Linked DNA regions of Homo sapiens: region 1 is linked to region 2. The links are chromatin contacts, found by Hi-C in ENCODE. All regions are on one chromosome and are shown on one strand. Each heading gives the region's core, a stretch centred on a gene start or an enhancer-like site at or near the end of the contact. The rest is flanking DNA. Distances are from core to core; before and after follow the strand shown.

Region 1 (7,273 bases), core at 2,698-5,197, 300 kb before region 2:
TTCAGGGTTGGCCACTTATTGTGTCACTTGTTCCTCCCCTTCCTAATTCTTTCAAGGCATTCACTTTTTTTTTAATCAATTATTTTATTTCTTCCTCAAATTGTTAAACTTTACACACCAACTCTTCATCACAGCCCCCAAAGCCTGTGAATCTCATCTTTAAACAGTGAATCATGTCCTCCCAAAGCAAAACAAATCAACCACCCTAACACCTTCTCTCTGCCTCTGTTCTCCTCTGCCTCTTGCCTCCTGTCTTTTCCCAAAGCCAAGGTTCTGCAGAAGACCATCTACACCTGTCGTCTGCATGGGACTTTCATTCCTCAGTACCCAACTCTCCACCGAGAGCCCTCTGACAAGGTCACTGAGATGTCCCCAAAACCCATGCCAGCAGCCTCTTGTGGTCACCTTCTTGCTAGACTTTTAGCAGCAGGTGACACCCATGACTGAGTGTCTGCTTGGTATTCTCCCCTCCCCTGGCTTCCAGGACCCCTTTGGCTAGTCCTCGTCAGCCTCCTTTGCTGGTTCCTCTTCCTCTGCTCACCCTGATAAATATCAGAGCTCTGTCCTTGGTCTTCCTCATATCAAGCCCTAATACACTCTTGCTACACAATCCAACTCCCCCCAAGGCCACCCTCAACTCCAGTGACTCTCAGATATACACTGCCCCACAGAATACCAAAAGCCAACACGCAACTTGTTTTCAACACTCACTATGTGCTAGGCACTGTTCTAAGCATTTGACCTATGTTGTCTCATCTAATCTTTACAACCCTATCAGGGTGTACTATCATTAACATCCCATTTTACTGAGCACAGAGCTCAAACAACTTGCCCATGTCCACACAGCATGAAGCCAGGATTCAAGCCCTGTCCCACACTGTGCTCCTTGCAGAACATCTCCACCTCAAGGTTTTTCATCCACCTCTAACCTACCATGCCCCAAATGGAATTCACAATCCAAATGGAATCCTTTCCCCCAAACTGTTCTCCTTGTATTTCCAGGGGAAGATCCAGGCTTGGTGGAGCCTGAGGATTCTATAATTGGCCAGGAAGGGGCTCTTTAGGAAAAAATAAATAAAAAGAAAACAATGAATACAAGAGTAGGTTTAGGACCTTGATAGTGGATGTGAAAGGGAGGGATTCTCGCACATAACCTTCATTAGCTTCATGGTGAACCCCACCCCATACATTTTGTATTCCAGTGGCTAGCATCTAGTCATTCCAGCAGGGGCATGGAAAATTCTTCTCTTTATATTCCCTCCCTCTTCCCTTCTTCATCCATATGGAACCATGGATAGCACTCTAGTTCTACCTTCCTCAAGTCTCTAGAATCCCTCTTTACCTTTTCACGTACACTATCCTGATTAGCTCAGGTCCTCAACATCCCACACTCGGACCATAGCCATAGTCCACTCTGTCTATTCCTGCCACTTCCTGGACTTTCCCCAACACAGTTCCTGTGCTTAGCAGGGTGACCATCAGAAACATGCATCTCATCAACCCTTCTGTGATGGTCCATTTTCCTCTGACTAGCATCTACATTCCTTAGCCCAGCAGTACCCAGCACAGGTCAATCTTGCCAGCTTTACTTTTCCCTGTGCTCTCCTTTTGTTCCTTTCTTCAACAAATAATTATTGAGGACCTATTCTTGAGTACTATTATGAAGTGCCAATAGTAGGGTAATTGAATGCTAAACACTGAATATGCAGTAGCAATCAAGACCAGATCTTTCACACCTCTTGTCCCATCACACCAAATAGCTTGCAGTTTTTAGACTCTAAGACTGTGTTCAGCTTCTTTCCCTTTTCCTAGGCTGCAGGGAAGCTTTTAAATTCATTGATTACCTGAATAATAACCACTTATCCTTCGTGGATCAGATACAGTGTTATCTCCCATATAGAGCATTTTCTGATCACCCTCCAGCAGCAAAAATGGATCCCTTCCTCATTTCTATCCCAAATGTGCTTTTGAGATCTGATATTCCCTCAGAACACCTAATATACTTTGATGCAACTACTTGACTATTGAGAAGGTCTCCCTCATTTCAAAGCAAACATTTGGATCAAAGAGACATCATTTTATTCATCTCTACATCCTCACTGGAACCTGCCATATAGTAGACACCATACATTCATACATACGTACATTCACCAACTCATTCATCTTCATCCATCCATCCATCTACCCATCCATCCATTCATCTATCTACTCACTAATCCATCTACCTACTCACCCATCCAACCATCCATCTACTCTTTCATCCATCTACCTACCCACTTGTCCATTTAACCATCTACTCATCCATCTACCCACCCACCTGTCCATCCATCTACCATTTTATTCATTTACCTACCCATCCGTCCATCCATCCATCTACTCATCCATCTACCCATCCACCTGTCCATCTACCCACTCACTCATCCGTCTACTCACCCACCTGTTTATCCATCCATCTACCCACCCACCTATCCATCCAACAAATATTTCTGAATGTCCTCAATGTCCCAGCCATTTCTCCAGACTCTTTGGATATAGAGAAGAACAAGAAAGAAGAGGCCTCTGCTCTCACTAGCCCTACATTCTAGTGTCTGTTGCAGGGTCAGTGAGGGGTGGGTAGGGGGTCACAGACTACGGAAATAAACAAAGTAGGTGAGTGAGAAGTACTGTAAAGTAAATTAACAGAGCAATATCCCAGAGGGTACTACTTTAAAAGGAATGGTCAGGTCACCTTACAAGAAGGTGGCCTTTGTGATGAGTCCCAAATGATAAGAAAGGAAGCAGCCAAACAAAGAGAGACAGAAAGTCCTGATGTGGGAATGAGCTTTGTGTGTTTGAGGAACAGAAAAGAACAGAGTAAGCAGAGGAGAGGACAGAGATGAAGGCAGGGAAGTTAGGGAAAGTGTAAGAACTTGGAAAATACAGGAAACTCAGCAACAGCCAGACCTGATTTTGAATCCTTTCTCTAGCATTCATCTCTACACGTATGACCTTAACCAAGTCACCGCACCTTTCTTAGCCCCCATTTCCCCATCATGGAATGGGGACACAAGTACCTATGTCATTGGGCTTAGGGGAGAAAGTTCGGTAAAATGTCTGACACATGATAGATTTTGACAAACATTATTTCCTCTTCTTTTCTTGCTTTAAACATATAATGATGCTGTTACCTTAAAAGTTAGGTTATGCCATTAGAAGGCGCCTTTGTTCTTTGCTCTTGTTCTACCAAAATGAGAAAATGGCAAAAATCGCAGGGTGGGTCTCAGTTCTCCATTTTGTTAATATCCAAGTTGATATTTCCCTTTTGCGACAGTAACAACAACATGCAAACCAAAAACTGAAACAGCTTCAGTTCTGTGCCCTCAGGATCCAGCGTGGGACTCGTGAGAACCCTCCAGAGACAGCCACATTTCGAAGCAAGTGGCACAGGCTTTGCAGAAGGCACACTGGGCCCCTCTCAAAACTCAAGCAGCAAAGATGATGAGAGAGCTGCAGACTTCGGGGCGTGGAGGATGGGACTAAGCCGCAGAGTGCCTTGTCTAACATGTTTTAGGAAGCACCCTTCTCTTTCCCGACTCACATGGGGCAGCTATAATAATTCAGCTTCACGTGGCTGAATTATTTTCTGTTTTCACTTGGTTCTTTTTTTCTTCTCCTTTAAGAAAAAAAAAGTCCAAATAGGCTTTGGGCCACACTGGACTACCTAGTAAGGGGGATAGATGATCTAGATGATTTGAGAGCTGGTTTTCTGAAAAGCCAGGGAGCTCTGGTCTTGAGAAGACTCAGTAGCCAGGAAGCTGAGGAACACACACACACACACACACACACACACACACACACACAAACACACCCCTTCCTGGCTCCAGTTCCGCACCACCCCACACCCCCAACACCGGAAGTAGATTTCTCAATAGGCAGGGCTGGGTATGAGTCACAGGCAATTCCGTTTTGTTTGGGACCATGAGACCTCCCACTCCTGGGGCCAGAAGGAGTTGCTGAGAAGGAGCTGTGGTTCTGACCTTCAGGGGAATTCCCACGTCTGTATGGTGGCTCGTGAAGAGCATGGTTCCTTTTCTCAGCCCTCTTGAGGGGCGAGGATGCTGAGGACTGAAGTCGGTGGGGCTTGATGCATGTGGTGTGTGGATGGTGTGGGGAGGTGGGGAAGGAGGACTAACATGAATGGTGTGAGGTCTTTCAGAGGGGTCTTCCCAAGGTCACATAGTTGACGGGGGGTGAGTACTCACACTCGTGCAAAGGTGGGGGATAGGAAGGGAAACTGAGGCCATTAGTATTTGGCACCATAGCTGGTCTCTGAGGCTTTCAAATGTTCCCCCAGGAGGTTCAGCCTCTGTGGGGAGAAGCCAGGGGAACCCCATGGCACATCCCCAGCCCTGCCTGCTACCCGCCTCTGCCATCTCCCCTTCCCCTGGGCTATGAGGGGAGGTAATGAGACCTGTGACTCATACAGTGCTCTCCTTTTCCCTCCTATCAGCTCAGACTAAGCAGAGAAGTGGGCAGAGCTCTTTCACCAGAGGTGGAGGGGCCTGTTGGGGAGGGGACCCACCAAATCCTTGGGGGTGGTTCTCAGCTCCCCGGAGATAGGGGAGATGAGACCTCAGGAAGGCTCTGATCAGGCGTCTTCTGTTCTCTTTCCTTTCTTGGGTGGGAATGATGCTTCCCACTTTTGTGGTCCACCTGCAGGCCGCCTTTCATCCTTCTTCAAGTCACAGAGAGACAGAGAGGAGGGGACGAAGGACGAGCCATGGGGTTTTGAAAGCAGGCACAGCAGCAGGGGTGCTGCCTCCAGGGGTCTGCTCTGCCAAGAGTTCCTGTCCCAGGTGTCTACAAAAACAGTCAAACTCTATAAAATACTTGGAGATTTATTCTGAGCCAAATATGAGTGACCAATAGCCCGTGACACAGACCTCAGGAGATCCTGCCCAAGGTGGTCAGGTTACAGTTTGGTTTTATATATATTAGGGAGATACAAGAAATAAATCAATACATAGAAAATGTACGTTGGTTTGGTCCGGGAAGGCAGGACAACTCAAAGCAGAGGCTTCAAGTCATAGATACATTCAAAGATTTTCTGATTGACAATTGGTTGAAAAAGTTGTATTATCATCTAAAGACCTAGAATCAACAGAAGAGAATGTCTGGGTTAAGATGAGAGGTTGTGGAGACCAGGGTTCCCATTATGCAGAGGAAGCCCCAGGTAGCAGGCTTCAGAGAGAATAGGTTGTAAATGTTTCTTATCAGAATTAATTCTCTCCTGGAGCACGAAAAGGAAGGGGATTCTCTTCGAAATATAGATTTTCCCCACAAGAGACAGCTTTGCAGGACTATTTTGAGATACAGCAAATAAACATAACTTGGGGCAAAATACTTTGATTTTTTTTTTTCAGGGCCTGCTCTCTGTCATGTGATGCTATACTACAGCCAGGCTGGAATTTGGTGTCTTATTGCTACAAAGAATCAGCTTTGTCAATCCTAAGGTCTGTTTTAATGTTAATGCTGGTCAGTTGTGCCTGAGTTCCAAAAGGGAGCAGGAAATAATGAGGCACGTTCGACCCTCCCTTCCCACCACGGTTTGCACTAGTTTTTCAGGTTAACTTTGGAAGGCTATTGGCCGAGGCGAGGGGTCCATTCAGATGGTTGGGGGACTTAGAATTTTATTTTTGGTTTACACAGGTCACTGAGAGGCTGCCAGAGGGCCATTTTCATGACCAGAGGGATCTGTTCAACACCCTGTGGGTCCCAGCACCTATCTCAGGAAGCAGGGTGCATCTGTCCACCACCAAGTCTCAGGGTGGCTGGGTGAGCGCTCATCAGTCCCAGACAGCAGGTTGGCACAAAACGACACTGCCCACAAAACCACAGGAAGAAGAGAAACTCCGACTGTCTTTCAGCACACAGAAGACACTGTACTGGACCCGGACATTAGGCAGACACCCACGCCTGACTTTCAGGAGAAAAGAGAACATGACTAACGGATATTCTTAGTAGATGGTTTATTAGAAAAGAGAACATCTTCCAGCATGTGTCCTGGGGTGATGGGTGTGGGAAGCACTCAGTCCATAGTCCTGGTCCCTGGCTTCCCCAAGCCCAGCACCATGAATGTACAGTGGAAAGCAGAGGGTGCAGCGTCTCAGAAAGATGCTTCCACTCACAAGGATTGGAGCTCACAAGTGAGCTCCATAACCTGCAAACCAGAGAAACCTGAGACACTGCCCCTTGGCCATTTTATCAACGGAGACTTTATTGTGATTATCCCGGCAGGGGGCCGAGCTCTCCTCTCTGCAACAGGAAATGCTCTTTAGTGAAAATGCAGCATTTCTCCAAGGGTAACAAAGCTGAACGCCTGCTTAGCTTATGAACCCTCAGTTGGCCTAGGTGGTGCAAAGACCCTGCTGTTACTGCTTTGATCATCAGTACTGTGGACTGTACCAGGAGATCCCTGGGAATGTGCTCTGGGCGGAAGCAGCTTTTATCTTTGGCCCTCACCCATGCTTTATATGGTGAGGTTGGGAAAATGGCACAAGGCTTCTCCTGAACCTCAAATCAACACCCTTGCCCCATTTAGATCCTATCTGGCTGTTTCTTGCTAATATTACTGCATCACTGCACCATCTTTCCTATTTCAGCAAAGTGGAGTCATGTGTGGTTTATGGGGTAGATGGACCCCAAAACTGATAATATGAATCAAGCTATGGTGTTTACTCCCTAGGAAATGCACAATTTTTCTGGAAACCTACAGAAGCTTCAAATGCATTCGCCATGCAAAGCTAAGTCAGCAGAACAACCCGTTTGGCTTTGGAGGCTAGTTCAGTTCCGCGGACAGGGAGAAAGATGAGGCAGACTGTGGTTTTTCAGTTCCTGGAGCTTACGGAGCTCCAAAGCTCCCTCTCTTCCCACCCTGGCTGCACTGTTCTTAATTTTAGATAATACCCTGCCTTCTCGTATTGCTGCTGAGCTCCTAGCATCCTCAGTTTATCTGTCTGTGAAATGAAAAATCTAATGTTAAATTTTTTACCTATGGCATGAGAGAGATGGCTATGGCTCTTGTGAGCCTCTCTGCAGCCCCTCTTTTCCTTCAATCACCCTCTGTCTCTCCTGCCTTCTGCTTATTCTCTCTCTCCCCTCATCCCCACTTTCCCAGTGGGTCCTCTGTTCTCTTTTTTTTTTTCTTTTTAAATCTCTCTATGCCTCCAGCCGAGAAGATAAAGAGTGTACATCTTTCTGGTTAAAAAGTTTTGCTTTGCAGAAACACAGCCAA
Region 2 (6,841 bases), core at 1,413-3,912:
CACTGTATGTTTCAAAACAAAGGAGAGAGAGGATCCTGGGAAAGAGAAAGGGTACTCTAGGCAGAGGATGTGAATGGGCACAGCACAGGTGAGAACATCAAGACCAGGGGTCAGGGAATCTACTGGTAAACAATTGTACCCCAAGGGAGCAATCACAGCCTCTCCATCCACAGGGAAATGCCTGGTGGGGAGGAATGGGAGGAAAGAAACAGATTGCATGACTGTGTCTTGAAGGTCTAATTCCAGAGTACAGCATCACCCCTATCTTCCAGGTCCAGAAACTGAGGCTCAGAGGGAGACTTTCTGATGAGTGCAGCGTGCAGATAAGAGCATCTCCAAAGCTACCTCCTTCCCCAGTCACACCAGGGCATAAGCAACTGATAACAGCTGTCAGCACGGGACAGTGGAGGGAACACTAGGTTAGGAATAAGGGTACGAGGCTTGAGTACAGATTGTCAATGACTCAGTGTGTGAACTTGGTCAGGTGACTCCAACCAGATGACTTCCTTCTCTGAGCTTCTGTTCCCTCCTCTATGAATGGGGACAATCACTCAGCTTCACAAAACAATGGCTGCGAAATTGCCTGGTACAAGAGAGAGAACTTCCAGTGTGTAGGGGCTGTTGTCCTAACTGCCCAGCCCCCTAGATAGGTAGTTATGTCATCTGTGAAATGGGTGTTAGAATTCCTACCTCCCAGGACAGCTGTGGGCAGAAAACCAAAGAATGTGTGTGAGAGCCCAAGCACCATGCCTGGCACATAGTAGGTGCTCAGGAAAGGCTGAGGGTGCAGCTGCTGTCCACACACATGGTACCACTGCCCCAGGAAGGGGCTTCAGGAACCAAGAGCAATTCTGAGCACTGGTGACTGGACTCTGCCATTCTCCATTTCAAACGCTTTTTGAAAGCAGCTCCAGACCCAAGCAGGAGAGCAGGAGGCAAAAGAAACGCAGGGGCTTTCCCGAATGGAATTTTAGAAACACACAGAATTGTCTCCTGCACAGAAGGGAAGCTGTCTTCCACAGCACAGAGCCACCAGGCCCCAGACTGCTGGCTTATGTATTTGTCATTGCTCATCATGAATGGATGCCAGGAAAGTCTCTTTGTGATGGGGGCACAACCCCTCAAATCTCCTCCCCTCCAGATGCCATCCACTGGAGCTGAGACTCCCAGGTCCCCTAGGGCTTCTCTCCCAGGGGCCTCTGGGCTCCCCAAGGCCACGTGCTGCCCCCACTAGAGACCTGGGCCAGTCCTGACCAGGGGAAAGAGTAGCGCCGACAACAGCCCCAGATGGTATGTGCACTGGCACATACTGGCAGCTGCCTTCATGACAGCAAGCCATAGGTCCAAATCCCGCCCCTTCACAGGGACATTCCCAACTGGTCAGGGGTGGACCTCCCCTTCCCGGCTGTCTTTGGTGTCCAGGACGATTTGCCACAGACAGGGGGAGCTAAAGGGGCCCACGCTTGAGGCCGCTCAGCTCTGAGTCCTCGCCGGCCACAGAGGACCTTCGTGCCTGTCCTCTGTCCTCCTGCCCAGTCCCCAGGCCAGGCTCAGCTGGAGTTGGGGAGCAGAAAAACACGCATCTGAATCAAGGCTCTCGGAGCCTTTGCTTCTGCCTCCAAGAGGCGAGGGAAAATGAATACCCAGGCGAGCGAGCAAGAGAGACCCTCAGAAAACCCCAGATGCCCCTGGAATCAAGCCCTGTCCCACCAACGCCACGTGGATTGACAGGCTATTAGTCTTCCTGTAATTAGGATTCTCGCCTCAAATCTTGTATCTTTTTCCCCCAGAAGATTCTCCTCCAGCCTTCACCACTGCCCCCTGGCGCTTCCTTGCAAGGCTTTTGAAGAATCCTTTGCAGAGAAGCAGCCTCCTTTGGCAGGGGCTGCAGAGCACTCTGCCTCCCTAGGCCAGGGCGAACCAACAGAGGCGGGAGATGAGGAGGAGCAGCGCGGCTCTGCTGCGTGGCCCTGGGCAAGCACCACAACCTCTCTGGGCCGTTTGCACATTCTTACCGCCAGGGATGTGGGCGGTAAATGAAAGAGACCAGCACAAACCAGTGTCAGCTCCCTTCCTCGATTCCTAAAATGTGATGCCCAAAGATGGGCCAGCCTCCTGCTGTGCCTTCTCTGGGGGGACATTTAATAAGTGGAAGAGCCCTGGCTCTGAGTCAGGCTAGAATCCCAGTTCTGCACTTAACCAGCTGTGTGACCTCAGGCAAGCAACCTGGCCTCTCTGAACCTGAGTTTCTTCATCTGTAAGTGGGAACGCTAATGCTGTGCTGAGGGTTCCATGGGACAACCATGTAAAAGCACCCAGCACGCACCCAGCAGGCAGCAGGTCCTGCACAGCGTTCCCTCGCGTGGGGGTGGGTTGGGGCTTGAGCACGGGTTGAACCTGGAAGAGGCCATTTCCCTCCCTTCTCCCCGAGGAATAATTGTGAATTCCTGGGTCTCAGAGGAAACATCCGCTTTGGTGGTCAGAAAGGACATCCTCCTTTGAGCAGGGGGAGAGCAGAGGGAAGGGGGTTGCGAGGGTCACGCCTTCCCCAGGCATTCTCGGGGTCTCTCCAGCAAGGATGGAGGCGGCCAGGGGCTTGGGCGGTGTGGGGCGCCACCTGGCGTCCAGAAGAGGTAAGACAGGCGGAGCGGGACCCTCCGAAGTGGGAGGAGGACGCTGGTCAGGGGAGGAGGGGACCGCGAGAGCGAGAGCGGACATTCTACCAAACACATGGACAACACAGAAGATGAGGAAAATGAGCAGGGCAGCTAGTCATAGGAGCAAATTTTAAAAATTAAGTGACTGAGGTAGTCAGGGGGCCTCACTGAGAAGTGGCTTGGAGTAAGACCTGAAGTTGGGGACTGGATATGCAGATGTCTGGGAGGAGAGCTTTTCAGGAAGAAGAATCAGCCAGTGCAGAGGCCTATGGCAGACCCAAGCAGGAGGCAAAAGAAACGCAGAGGCTTTCCAGGATGGAAAATGAAGAATCAGCCAGTGCAGAGGAATGTGCCTGGATGTGTTCCAGGAATGTTTCAGAATGAGCTAAAAGGCCAGGGACAGAGAACTAAGAGGAGAGGAGAGGTCAGAGAGATGGCGGTGGGCGGAAGGAGGGGGCGGGGCGGAGGAGGGGGCGAGGGGGCGGGGGGGCGGAGGGGGGGACGGAGGGGGGGGCGGGGGGCGGGGCGGAGGGGGGATGGGGCGGGGCGGGGTGTGGCTGTGCGTCTGGATAAGGGTTGTGGCTTTTATGCTGCACGAGAAGGAGAGCCATTGGAGAGCTTGGGGCAGAAACAAGAGCTGATGACATTTTAATCCCTCTGGCTGCTGTGCTGGGGTAGACTGTCAGGGCCAAGGGCAGAGTGTGAAAAGCGCCCAAGAGGCTTCTACAAGAATCTAGTGGGAGATGCTGCGGCTCTGGCCAGGTTAGTGGCAGTGCCAGTGGTGAGAGGGATGTGGTTCTGCGGGTGTTGTGAAAATGGAGCCAGCGGGATTTGTTGACAGACCAAAGTTGAGGTGAGACAGAGACTCCGGAATGACTGCAGGGTTATTGGTCTGAGCAGGGTTATTGGTCTGAGCAGATAACCAGATGGAGTCACCACTAACTTAGATGGAGAAGGCTGGTAGAGTGAGGAAATATCGGGAACTTATGTTCGGACTTGTTAAGTTTGAGATGGCTGGGAGATATCTAAGTGGAGAGGGCAAGGAATAAAATGCTTCCTAAACTCCAGCATCCATTCAGTCCCCTGGAGAGCTTGTTAAACCGGATGGATGGGTGCCACGCCCACCCCTGCACCCCTGAGTTGCAATAGGCCCAAAATGATTCAATAGGCCCAACATGGGGCCCAAGGTTCTACATTTCCAACAGCTTCCCAAGTGATGCCAATGCTGCCAGACTGAGAACCACACTTCGAGTAGCACCAAAGTAGGCAACTGGATGTTTGAGGCTGGCATTCAAAAGAGAGATCCTGGCAAGAGATAGAATTTTGGAGTCATTGGCACGGAAATCCACAAAACGACATGAGCTCTCCCAGGGAGTGTGTGTGTGTAAAGAGGGAAGAAAAGAGCATTGAGTCCCGAGCCCCAGGCTCTTCAATGGTAAGAGGTTGGCAGATTAGGAAGGACCAGCAAAGACTGGGATGGGAAACCACTGAAGCAAGAGGAAGGCCAGGCAGATGTGTCCTGAAAGCCAAAAAGAGAAAGGTCATCATTAATATGATACATTTTGCAATTTGTTTATATGTAAGAGGAGATTAATAGCTCATAGCATTCCCAGGCATTGCTGTTAGGAATTGCAGCTCCAGGCTGGCAACCCTTAAATCACAAACTAGATTGTCAAGAGGACTGCCTGGAATTCCAGCTCTGTAAGTAATATGCTGTGTGGCCTCAGCCAGGTCACTTCACCTCTCTGGGCTTCTCTTGCTTCCATATATAAATGTAATAAGAAAATCTTTTATTTATTATTTATTTATTTATTTTTGAGACAGAGACTCGCTTTGTCACCCAGGCTGGAGGGCAGTGGTGCGATCTCCACTCACCGCAATCTCCGCCTTCCGGGCTAAGGCAATTCTTGTGCCTCAACCTCCTGACTAGCTGAAATTACAGGCACCCACCACCACACCCAGCTAATTTTTGTATTTTTAGTAGAGACGGGGTTTCATCTTGTTGGCCAGGCTTGTCTCAAACACCTGACCTCAAGTGATCTGCCTGCCTCGGCCTCCCAAAGTGTTGAGATTACAGGAGTGAGCCATCACGCCCGGCCAAGAAGACCTTTTAAAGTAGATGTTCTAAGAGTCTCTTTCAGTTCTGAATCTCTTTGTTATCTTACATGTTACCCCCTCAGAGATGCCTTCCCTCACTCCCCTGTCCAAGGTAGCTCTCCACCCAAGTCAGCAGTCATCACAGAACCATCACAACCTGAAGCCCTGTGCATGTTGCTGTTTATTTCCTGTTTACATCACAACCTGAAGCCCTGTGCATGTAGCTGTATACTAACCCTAGAGTTAGTATAGCTTAGTTAAACTTTCATTTATTGCTAAAGGTTTATCACTGCTGTCTCTATCAGCCTCCCTGCACTGTAAGGGACAAGGGGGCAGGTCCAGTTTCTGTCTTGTTTCAGGTTTTGTCTCCAGCCAAGATAAGTATCTTTGCAAGGCTCTGTTTTTATTCTGAAAGGAAATTAGGAGCTATTGGAGGGTATGGAGTGGAAGGGGACAGTCTTCTGCCTTGGATGTATAAAAGGGATGCTGGGCCACGCTGATGGGCTAGACCATGGCAGGCAGAGAAAACAGGCAGGAGGCCAGGCAGGGGCTGCCAGTGCCCAGACACAGGCCGGGAGGTGCAGGTGGCAGTGGCAGGCAGTGGCCAGGCCCTGGGTATATTTTGAAGGTCAAGCCAACAGGACTTGCCAGTGGGCTGGGTATGGGCATGAGACAGGCAAGTTCTCCCAGATGTGACTCCGATGTGACATTTTGGAGACTCCCTCAACACCCACCTGGGGAAGACAGACCAGTTGGGAGGAAATATCTGGAGTCTCATTTTATTAATTCTGAGAGTTTGTTGTATTAGACAGTGAAGCGGAAATGTCAGGAAGTCAGCTGGAAATAGGAGTCTGGAGTTGGGGGGAAAGCCTAGCCAGAGACAGGAATTGTGGCGTCATTGGCGTAGAGACAGCGTTTAAAGCTGTGACGCTAGATGGGTTCACCAGGGGAATGAGAGTCGAAAGAGAAGAGCAGAGCAGAGCTGAGCCCTGAGGGGGGCAGAAAGGCACACAGGGACAGTGGAGGCAGGAGGCAGAAGGCAGAGGGTGGCGGGCCAACAGCTCTGAAGGTCAGTGCTCTATCACAGGGGGGTGGCCGAGGAGGGGCCCGAGGCTGGAACCAGGAGGCACTATCCCAGGCCTGCCTTCTCATGCCAGCAGCAGTGATCTATCCTCAAGGAGAATATTGATTGAGCACCTACTGCATGCAGAGACCTCATCAATGGCTCAATCAATATGACACGGCCACGCTTCCTGATCCGAGCCCTCTGAGCAGGTATTTTCCATCCTGGACTTATCCCTGTTTCTCAGGAGAGGGATGGACCCAAGAGACAAATAGTTCCCCCAAGATCGCACAGCAAGCCAGTGTAAAACAAGCATAGAAACCAGCTTTTAGGGGGCTCAAGGTGGGGGTCAGAAAATGAGGTGAGAGCAAGCATTTACTGAGCACCTCCTGTAAATATCTCCTACATACGAAGTGCTCTACCCACATTACTGACCACCCAATAAAGGCAGGTCCTGTAATTCCCAATTTGCAGATGGATAAGCAGAGGCTTAGGGGTGTGAAACAACCTCCTCAAGGTCATGGCTTCTAAGTGGTGGAGCCAGGCCTGCAAACCAGGCTGTCTGAATCCAAAATCCACCTCCAAGTCCACAGTGGGTTGGCCCCACCCCCAACCCATCCCCATCACCAACAGGACGGTGGTCAGAGTCCACTGAATGAAAGCATGCGTGCATTCAAAATAGACAGCCAATCAGCAGCCTTCCATCAGAAATGTCATCTTTATGACAACAGCATCGATTCCAGGCGTACCCTGCATATGTGAACCAAGGGGGATGGTGGATTGTCCTTTCCAAGCACTTCCCAGCCCCTTAGAGTCCCACAGGCCCAGAACCACGGCCCTTGACACCCTCTACCCACCCCTGCTCCCCCTTCTCCTCAGACCCCGAGTGTCTGGCCAGGCTTTCTCACTGGGAAGTGGCCACTCCATCCAAATGACCACCGCACCCCTCCTCACCAGCTTCCCTGCTTCTGCCCTGGCCCCCACTCTTTGAGTCCATTCTTCAACCAGCAGACAAAGGGGTGCT

What was found. Hi-C counts contacts between places; a loop is a spot of excess contacts on that map. Pooled maps may share reads with other maps.
Region 1: a map of ascending aorta shows a loop between it and region 2 (4-fold over the local background). The contact joins the promoter of LINC01366 here to the enhancer-like site in region 2. A Hi-C loop is called at or near these places in 3 of 168 maps with a recorded cell type or tissue (ascending aorta, endothelial cell of umbilical vein and naive thymus-derived CD4-positive, alpha-beta T cell) and 11 of 50 pooled maps.

What each region holds. Positions count from the first base shown.
Region 1 is chr5:170,327,446-170,334,718 of GRCh38, forward strand. LINC01366 (long intergenic non-protein coding RNA 1366) reads left to right here and starts at 3,948. Exons shown (of 2, transcript NR_108025.1): 1 at 3,948-4,132; 2 at 5,689-7,273. RefSeq lists enhancers at 385-484, 3,251-4,450, 4,015-4,184, 5,250-6,099, 6,016-6,065 and 1 more.
Region 2 is chr5:170,630,574-170,637,414 of GRCh38, forward strand. The region is part of intron 1 of KCNIP1 (potassium voltage-gated channel interacting protein 1); the gene reads left to right. Among named protein-coding and RNA genes, the nearest start is that of KCNIP1-AS1, 47 kb to the right of the region's middle. RefSeq lists enhancers at 2,181-2,762, 2,537-2,716, 5,532-6,281. Within about 2 kb of position 2,663, at least 26 of the 41 ENCODE cell types and tissues checked have a DNase peak (open chromatin) inside an H3K27ac peak, as active enhancers do; they include ascending aorta, where a contact is called at or near this core.